Regions from separate parts of the Homo sapiens genome. Here region 1 is linked to region 2. A link is a contact called in ENCODE Hi-C data. All regions are on one chromosome and are shown on one strand. Each heading gives the region's core, a stretch centred on a gene start or an enhancer-like site at or near the end of the contact. The rest is flanking DNA. Distances are from core to core; before and after follow the strand shown. Region 1 holds the start of PPEF2 (protein phosphatase with EF-hand domain 2). Region 2 holds the start of SCARB2 (scavenger receptor class B member 2).

What was found. Hi-C counts contacts between places; a loop is a spot of excess contacts on that map. Pooled maps may share reads with other maps.
Region 1: a map of CD14-positive monocyte shows a loop between it and region 2 (7-fold over the local background). The contact joins the promoter of PPEF2 here to the promoter of SCARB2 in region 2. A Hi-C loop is called at or near these places in 1 of 168 maps with a recorded cell type or tissue (CD14-positive monocyte) and 1 of 50 pooled maps.

What each region holds. Positions count from the first base shown.
Region 1 is chr4:75,899,352-75,904,196 of GRCh38, reverse strand. PPEF2 (protein phosphatase with EF-hand domain 2) reads left to right here and starts at 1,745. Exons shown (of 17, transcript NM_006239.3): 1 at 1,745-1,967.
Region 2 is chr4:76,211,387-76,215,870 of GRCh38, reverse strand. It overlaps SCARB2 (scavenger receptor class B member 2), which reads left to right and starts at 2,047. Exons shown (of 12, transcript NM_005506.4): 1 at 2,047-2,444. The coding sequence starts at 2,328. It also overlaps a transcript of FAM47E not described here. RefSeq lists silencers at 1,709-2,328, 2,242-2,646.

The sequences.
Region 1 (4,845 bases), core at 496-2,995, 310 kb after region 2:
GGGTAGAGAGATAACGGCCTTGAGTATGAAAGTCCAAAAAAGGAGGGATTTGGTGGTAGGGCTCTAGATTGGTTAGTTTGCATCTCAGGGATCAGCTAATCCCAGGAGGTGTAGTCTCTCCCTGGTCAACAAGGCCCCAAAATGTCAAAGCATCAATATGGAAACTAGAAAATATGGGTAATACCACATAAAAAAATATCTTAGGTTATTTTCCAACTTTTCCTAATCACAAATTATACAGTAATAAAAATCCTTATATAGATTTTTGCATGGGTGTATAATTCTGTAAGATACTTAGAAGTATAATTTCTAGATTAAAGGATTTACATATTTTAAGTATGTAATTTAATAAATTACAATTAAAATTTAATTTAATTCCCCCAAAATGAAACATTTTAACGATCCCAGCAATAGTATATGGAGAGGGTCCTTTTTCTCATACTCTCAGTAATACAGGATTTTATCAGTCTTTTAGTCAACTTGGAGAAAGAATGTTAGCAGTCAGCCACTAACAAAAACTAAGCTAATGTGAAAATGTTAATATCAGACAAAAGAGAATCAAATGCAAAAAGAATTTTAAAAGGCAGAGTGATATTTAATTTTTATGTCACCCTCTACCAAGACAGTTAAATGACAATACGGCTTCATGTGTAATTACACAGTTGCCGATGGCAATTTTACATGGTTTAAATTTAATATCTAATTATATAGCTTCAAAACGTGTAATGCAAAGACTCAAATACAAGGAGAATTTGCTAAATCTGTACTTGTCATAGAAATCTTCAAAATACCTCTTTCAAAGATGGTCAGATCAGGAAGAATAAACAAAGATAAAGAGGATCTGAATTAATATAATTAACAAATTTAGGCCGGGTGTGGAGGCTCACACCTGTAATCCCAGCACTTTGGGAGGCTGAGGTGGGCAGATCACTTGAGGCCAGGAGTTGGAGACCAGCCTGGCCAACATGGAGAAACCCTGTCTCTACTAAAAATAGAAAGACTAGCTGGCCATGGCAGCGGGGGTGCCTGTAATCCCAGCTACTCGGGATGCTGAGGCATGAGAATTGCCTGAACCCAGGAGGCAGAGGTTACAGTGAGCTGAGATTGTGCCACTGCACTCCAGTCTGGGCGACAGAGCAAGACTGTCTCAAAATAATAATAATAATAATAATAATAATGAACAAACTTGACCTACTAGATATAGACAAACAGAATATCACTTTCTTTGAGAATTTCCATGGTGCATTTAGTACCTACCAGAACACACACACGAGCATCTTAGATTAACTGAAAAAGTAAGTTGTCCAAGAATAGTGATTAACCACAGATTAGGTTATATCCTAAGGAAAGTGTCCATAGAAAGGGCAGGATATTTCAAGCAGGCTTTGCAAACAGAAAAGCCAGCCCCAACAAAGAATGCCTCCTATGTGTCTTCTGCTGAGGACTCCCCTTGGACTCCAGAGCCCCTAGGCCCCTGTGTCTTGTCAGCACTCTGCTATTTCAGGGCTAAGGAGCTCAGGCTTCTCAGATGTGGCCTGGGAAACACAGTCTTCTAATCCAGGAGAGTAAGAAGATTTAGGACTGACGTGGGTGCTGTTAGAGAAACCCATCTCCTTGGGTATATGGGAGATACCCCGACTATGCAGTCGCCCCCTTCAAATCTTCCTTGGGGGCCTGATCTGACTGACGTCAGGGGGTGCCTACTCCTTCGAGGCAAGAAGCCTGAACTTTCCTTCCTGTCACTGTGAATACTTGGCCAGGGCTGTGAATGTCACCATTGCTTTTCAGGAAGAAGACATGGCAGACTAGGGCTGCACCTTCTTTATGGGCTCTGTAGGTCTGAAAGAAATCAGATCAGCCTGGGATCCCTCAGCCAACTCTGAAGACAGGATGGGGATCACGCCTGCATGTTAAAGAGATTTCTGCCTTGTTGTGTCTCATGGTAAATAAAAAACCCAGCAAAGAAGGTAAGAACTTTCTGTCTAGCCTAAAGTAGAAATGGGTGAGAACAGGAGGGCGACACTTATGTTTTTACCTAGGAAATAAATACAGAGTTGTTTTGAGACAAAGGTCAAAGACAGCTCCTCTGTTATCTATCAACTCATCCAGATGGGGTCTTTGCTATCTGTGTGATGAGATCTTCAAGTGCTGGGTGACCATTCTGCCCTGGATTTCTTGGGCTCACTTAGTGGACAGATAAACACTTTTTTTTTCCACCTAAGAGACAGAGTCTCACTATGTTGCCCAGACTGGAGTGCAGTGGCTGTTCATAAGTGCAATCATAGCACACTACAGCCTCGAACTCCTGGGCTCAAGCAGTCTTCTCACTTCAGCCTCCTGAGTAGCTGGAACCACAGGCATGCTGCACTACCACCCCTAGCTAATTTTTGTTTTTCATGATAATGTGAGGCATTGATGATGCTAAGTCAAATTCTAGAAGGAGAAGGGGTCTCACCCACGTTGGGTGGATGTACTCATCACCTGGAGAGATGGCTCAGCTTGGGAAATCATCAGGGGGAGAAGACAGCTGGTGATTACCAAAGGTGCTGATTCAACAATCTCGGGCTCCCTCAAGCTCGTTTTCTGTGGCTGACCTTATGAAGTTTTCACATTTTTAGTTTTTCCCTTGAGAATTATTCTACTTCCCCTTTCTGTTCATTTCCTTTTTTTTTTTTTGAGGTGGAGTCTCGCTCTGTCACCCAGGCTGGAGTGTAGTGGCGAAATCTTGGCTCACTACAACTTCCACCTCCCAGGTTCAAGCGATTCTCCTGCCTCAGCCTCCCAAATAGTGTAGCTGGTATTATAGGCATGTGCCACCATGCCCAGCTAATTTTTGTATTTTTAGTAGAGATAGGATTTCACCATCTTGGCTAGGCTGGTCTCGAACTCCTGAGCTCAGGGGATCCAACCGCCTCAGCCTCCCAAAGTGCTGGGATTACAGGCATGAGCCACGGCACCCAGCCATTTTTCTTATTGATTTCTAGAATGTTCTCTGCTTGTCCGTAGATGACTCCATCTTCTTCTCTTAAGCAGCCATATGGGATACCTATTTAGTCAGAGCCACTTTCTAATTTTTCTTATGTGTAAAAATTTTAGAAAAATATCATTTATTGATTTTTAATTACAAAAGCTGTAATAGAAGTATATAAGTTAAAAATGGAAATCTCTCACCCAACCTCTTTCTCCAGAGGTAATTACTGTTAATAGCTTGGTGTATAGTCTTTCATTTTTATATACTTACTGACTTTTTTTATACAGATGATATCACACTAGGCGTGCTCTTCTGGAATTTGCTTTTCTTCATGTAACAATATATCTTGGGGCCGTTTTCATATGATTACATATCGACTTGCCTTGTTCTTTGTCATGGTGGAATACATTCCATTGTTTTTAAAGCATCATGATGTATTTTGTTGATTCTTTACTGATAATTATTTAAGGTGCTTTTTATCTGAGGAGGAGAAGAACTTTAAGAGATTTTTGAGGATGTCATTTAAGAAAATTCCTTATCTATGTTTTTCATGACGATGACAAACATTTGCAAAGTACTCCTCATATATAACCTCACTTCACACTCCTAACAACCCTGTAATGACGTTACCATTATCCATAAATAACAGAGAAACAGATGAGACCAGGGAGCCCCAAGGCAGGGATCACATGTGCCTTTGCTGTTATAATGGTAGCTAGGTACCCCTTTTCCCCTTCCACATGACATAGGAAAACATATCCTTTTTGTCCTTGGTGACAAAAGGTCACCAAGAGTTAGTTACAACTACCTAATGGGAGACTTCATTTCTTTCATCTCTTGTGGTTGTTCTAAATAGTTTATTGGCCCATGATAGATATCAACTTCCTTACTCTAGGCAATGCTATATTTCTATCTCCAATAAATTCTTTGTAGGTCATCTTATTCTGCCACCATTTTTGAATTTATAAATTCATGAGAAAAAAAGTTGCCTAAGGGCAAAAGAGGATTTATTTAATAAAAATCTTTGACCCAGCAATAATCAGTATCCATCCTGCTGATTCATGCAGCATTGAAATAGTATGCCTTTTACTGCCTCCAAGAACATATTTTTGGTTGTTGATATTTTAAAATAAATATGACATCAGATTCAGTCCATCAACATATATTGAGGTTTTATTGTATAGAAAGCACTTTAAATATATCATTTATGATCCTTGAAGATACATAGATGAGAAAACTGAGTCTCTGAGAGCTTAAGTGCCCAAAATTGAGTGAGAAGGTGAACAAAAATTCTCACCCACATCAAACACTCTTAAATACACAACTTGGCTATGCAGGCAAGTTACCAATGTATCAAAGCAACTTGTGAGTCATTGACAAGCAGAATCATTGCTGAAGTCCCTTCTAGTTCTAAAACTGTGCAAATATTTAGGAGCAGTTTTGTTGGTTTGGACATGATGGCTTCTCACTTTACCCCAAACTCAGATTCTGGTATCATGACATCTCATAGAACTAGGAACCATTTTGCACACAAAAAGAGATCACAGTCTTTTTTCCTCTGGTTGTTTATTCAAAATAAACTAGCCAACATAAGCAAGGTAAGACTTTAATTTTGATTTTCAGAGAAAAAGACAACAACTCTTTGATAATCCCCAGTATCACAACCTTCAAAAATAGCGGAGGAGAGTGGGGTAGAAATGAGGTAGAGAAAAGAGTAAAAGAAGTGGGATTCGCTCTTGATGTTAAGTCAGTACATCTCACATTACCTCCTGAAGAAGAACTAGAGAAAGTGTCATCTTTGTTGTATAAAAAGAAATATGGCATAATGATCCAGCAATCCCACTACACTTTGGGTGTATATCCAAAGGAAGCAA
Region 2 (4,484 bases), core at 798-3,297:
TCAGCAGGGACCACTCACCTCTGCTCTGTAATGTCTAGGGCCTGTGACTCAAAAGGCTAGGGACAGCTGGGGACTGGTGGGACATTTCTCTTCCTACAGACTCAGGGCTTCTCCCCACAGTCTTTCCCATGTTCTCTGCAGCAGTCTCCGGGTAGCTGAACTTAGGGGTGACTTGAGGCTCCAAGAGCAAGAATTTGCAAAGGCCCCAGCAGAAGTTGCAAGGCATTTATGATCTAGCTTCAGAAGTTCCAGGATATGGTCATTTCCACTGTATTCTATTGGTTTAACAAATTGCTAAAACCTGCCCAAATTCAAAGCGAGAAAGTATAGACCCCACCTCTCAACGAAAGGAGTAACAAATAATTTGCCACCATTTTTAAACCATCATGCTATCTCACCAAGTCCTCAACAAAGCCTCCTAACTGATTTGCTGTCCTCAGATTCTCATTAGTGACAGATCGGGATGCAGCAATGCGCAGAGTAGAAAAAGTGAGGGTTTTGGAAGCCAACAGCCAGCCCTACATCCTGGTTCAAGCAGGATCCACCACTCAGCAACCAGTTGAGCTTGTTAGGTTACTTAACTCAGAGCCCCAGTGTTCTTGAGTGTAAAATGAGGATAATACACTATAGTTGCCAAGAAAATGTACTTCTTGGATCTTGCAGTGTAGATAGCATAACTGACCAATGGCTCCGCCTCAACTGCTGAGCTCTGCTGAAATCCATACCCTGATATTTATCCCTAGGTTGCTGCAAAGGCCAGCTTCCTAAGGCTGCTCCCAGCTCATGACTGAGCACAGCAGGGATACTAAGGCGGGCCTCTTTCTGGGAGATGCCAGACTTCTGGGACAAGCCCATTTGGCTAAAGGATTCCCCACCCCAATGGCCTTGCTGAACTTTTTATACATGGACTGTATATATATCAAATGCTTCCTTCCACCCAACCTTCCTTCCTTGCTTGCCTCTTTCCTTCACAAGGATCACACCTGCATCCCAGGTCCAGCTCCCTGTTTTCCCTCAAAACTCTCTTGCATAGTACCCCCATCTGGGACTGTTTCTGGAGGACTGGGACAAACACAACCTCCTATTCATAGGACTGCCAAGGGTATTAAATGAGTAGAACTGTGCAAAGAAACTAGTAAAGGGCTGGCGTAGAAGAAACACTCATTTAACGAACACTTCTTGAGTCCTGGCTGTGTGCAGGTCTTGGTCCTGGGTGTCTGGGACACCACAGTGAGCAAAGCAGGCAAGAACACCAGCGATGCCTGCTTTAAGCTCCTTCCCAACTTCCACATCTTTAACAGGATACCAAGAGCCCTTCAAAGTCTGACCTCTTGGGGCCTCAACACCTCCGACTCCACCCCCTGAACACCTGAGCCTACAGTCAAAAGGAACTTCCTTCTTGCTTCCTACAGGTTTTGCTCTTTCACCCCCAATGCCTTTGCTCACCGTTTCCTTCTCCGTGAAATGCCTCCTCCTCCCTTTTTTGCACATCTTCCATTCTTGCACATGCCCCTTACGTGACAAACTTATGCATCCCCCAGGCCCCAGTTCAATGTGGGGCCCTAGGTCATCCAGGCAGAACATGCTTGCTGGCATGATCTCAGCAGGCACCTGGTAGAAGCACTTGCTACATTGTGTTGTAATTGCGGTAACGGTGTCCCCGCTAACTTGCGAGCGCCTCTAGAGCAGGGGAATGTCCCAGCCACCTTGAATCCCCAGCGCGTGGCCCATGGGAGGCCCTCAGACCTATCTGCGGAATGAGTAAATGAGTGTGTGAACCAGGTTCGGCAATTTCGGTGGGGCGAGCGCTGGGCCTGCGGTGCAGGGCGCTGGGAGCGGCCAGGCCGGGCCTGGCTCAGGCGCCGCAGCCACTCAGGGCCACCGGGGACCGGCCGGGGAGGGCGCGGGCCGAATCACTGCCGCCGCCGCAGGGCACATGACTGCGGCCTCCGCCCCCGCCCGCCTCCCCGCGCAGTCGCCGGCGGTTGCCTCGCGGGGTTGCGGCGAGCCCGGCCCGCGAACGTCACGTCCCTGCGCGCTCCCTGCACTCTCCCGAGCTGCGCTAGGCGGGCGCCACGGCTGCCCGGCGAAGGAAACCGAAACCGAGTCCGGGCCCGTCCCTCCGCGGCCCCATCCGCCCGGTGCACCCGGGGCCGCGCTCGCCAGGCCGCGGAGCCCAGAGCTGCGCGCACGAACCGTGCGCCGGGAGGGCGTGGGCGTGGCGCCGAAGGGTCCCGGGTCTTCGACGCCTCTGCGGCGGCTCCTCCCTCCTTGCAGTTGGATCCCTGGCGGGTGCGGCCCGGCCCGGCCCGTGAGCGGCGCACAGAATGGGCCGATGCTGCTTCTACACGGCGGGGACGTTGTCCCTGCTCCTGCTGGTGACCAGCGTCACGCTGCTGGTGGCCCGGGTCTTCCAGAAGGCTGTAGACCAGAGTATCGAGAAGGTGAGGCGGGGCGGGCTGTGTGTGTGTTGTGGAGTCGTCCAGCTCACCCTCCCATCCCTGCTGCTACATCTTGTATGGGAAAGACCAGCACTCAGGCAGACCCTCCGCGCTAGAGCTCTTCTTGCGTCCCTGTCTTCCAGGGCTTGGTAGGCGAGGGTTAAAGAAGGATGAGGAAGGATGGAGCCGACTCTGTTCCCTTTACAGTGATAAGTAAGGCTATGGATCCTGACTTTTAAAAAGGCCTTCGGTTGTGTTCTGTCGTTTGCATCTCTCCCCACTCCTTCCGTCTACACCCCAATCTCAGGTGGGCCCAAACTTGTTTCCTTCCCACTTCATGAAGAAACAGAACTGAATGAAAGACACCGCAGAAGAGGCAGGTTATGTTGTCTGCTTGCTGTAGCCTTTGAAGTGGTGTGCGCCTGGGGATGAGACGTGGGTGTGCGGTCTATTGTGTTCTTGCCCTCTTGGGCTGGGCAGGGGCAGTTGGTAGCTGGGCCAGTCCTTTAGGCTGGGTGACAATTCATCCATCAGTCTTTGCTGAACGCTGACTTAGTGGCTTTGTATCTTGTACCAACAGTCTGTGTTGCTTTGTCTCACCATGAATTCTTGTTTTTCTCAAACGGCCATAATTTTCAGGCACAGATGCATTTAGATACCCTACAAGAATCTGAACTTGTCTCTTCCTCTAGATGATTGGGCTGGAGAGCCAGTCCTTTAAGAAGACTTCATCTTTTGATTTCACTGGTCATTTCATCTGCCCTTTCCCCCACATCCACCAAGCTGTGTCAAAAGAGGAACAAAAGAGAATTACTGGGATCATTTTTTCCTTAAAAAAGAAAAATAATCACTGGAGCAGCAGCCTTTCTTGTTAGCATCCATAACTGCACGCTTCATTTCTCCCACTGGTCTGCACTTGCTGCGGCCAGATAAAAAAGCCCAGGCCTAGTCTACTTTGAATCACTGCACTCTCCAGTCAGTAAAGCTATTTTATTCCAGGTGGCAATGGATATCTTCCTTTAACTGAGTTTCCAAAAGTAATTAAGTGAGTACCTGAAATCTGGCAGTTAAAGGCAGTTTTTCAAAAAGCACCATGGCAAAGCATAATGTAATTTTTAAAGTTCACATTGCCAAGGGAAGACAAGGCCCACTGTCTGAGCGTCTCGAGGGTCAGTTTCCTTTGAGCAATCATGTTCAAGGAAAAAAGAAACTGAATCCTTTCTCCACTCCTGTCCATGTCCAAATCCATGGTGAGCTGTGTTTGAGGATGTAAACTCTTGCTTTGGGTGACTAGAGTAAAGCAATCCAATTATAGTAAATATGTGAGTTTTCTTATATGGCCTTGAAAGGCTGTTTCAAGGAGCCCTATAGGATGAGTGATCTTCCCCGTGGTTCCCATATAGCCAGCCCTTAGATTCTCTGTGTGTCTCCATTTCTCTGGGTGAGGGGGTGGCTGTAAGGCAACTTGGCTGGGGCCTGAGTTTGTGTTGATATTTCCAAGTGTTTTTCTCCATGAGGAATGGACTCTGTTCTGATAAGTAATAGTACAGGGAAGTGGACTTTCAGAGCTGCTCAATCCCAGCTAAGGAGGACTGCACGGTGTATTGTATGAAACTAAAGGACAGGGCTAGTTTCAGTGGGCAGGTGTGGAAATACTGTTGTCATTAGAGGTAAGTCACACATCGCTATTCTGCTTTTTCCTGGATTACCTGTAGGGTGGTAGGTAGCATGGGACAGTGGGAAAGATTGAGGATGTTACACTCCTGGGCATGAAACCTAGCTTCCACTATGTCCCAGCTCGGTGACCGTGGGCTGTTTAATCTTACTTGATTCATGTTTTCCCCATCTGTAAATAGGGATAATAAGGACTAACGATCACATCTGCTTTGTCAAATAATTCTTATAACCTTAAGGTGTGATCTTTCTGGGATATAGTTAGTGCTTAATAGGTGATAGCAACTTTATTTTTATTAGAAGCCACACAAAGAAAATACGTGAGATTTGGAGTCAGATTCCATATGTTCAAATCCTATCCTTGCCAGT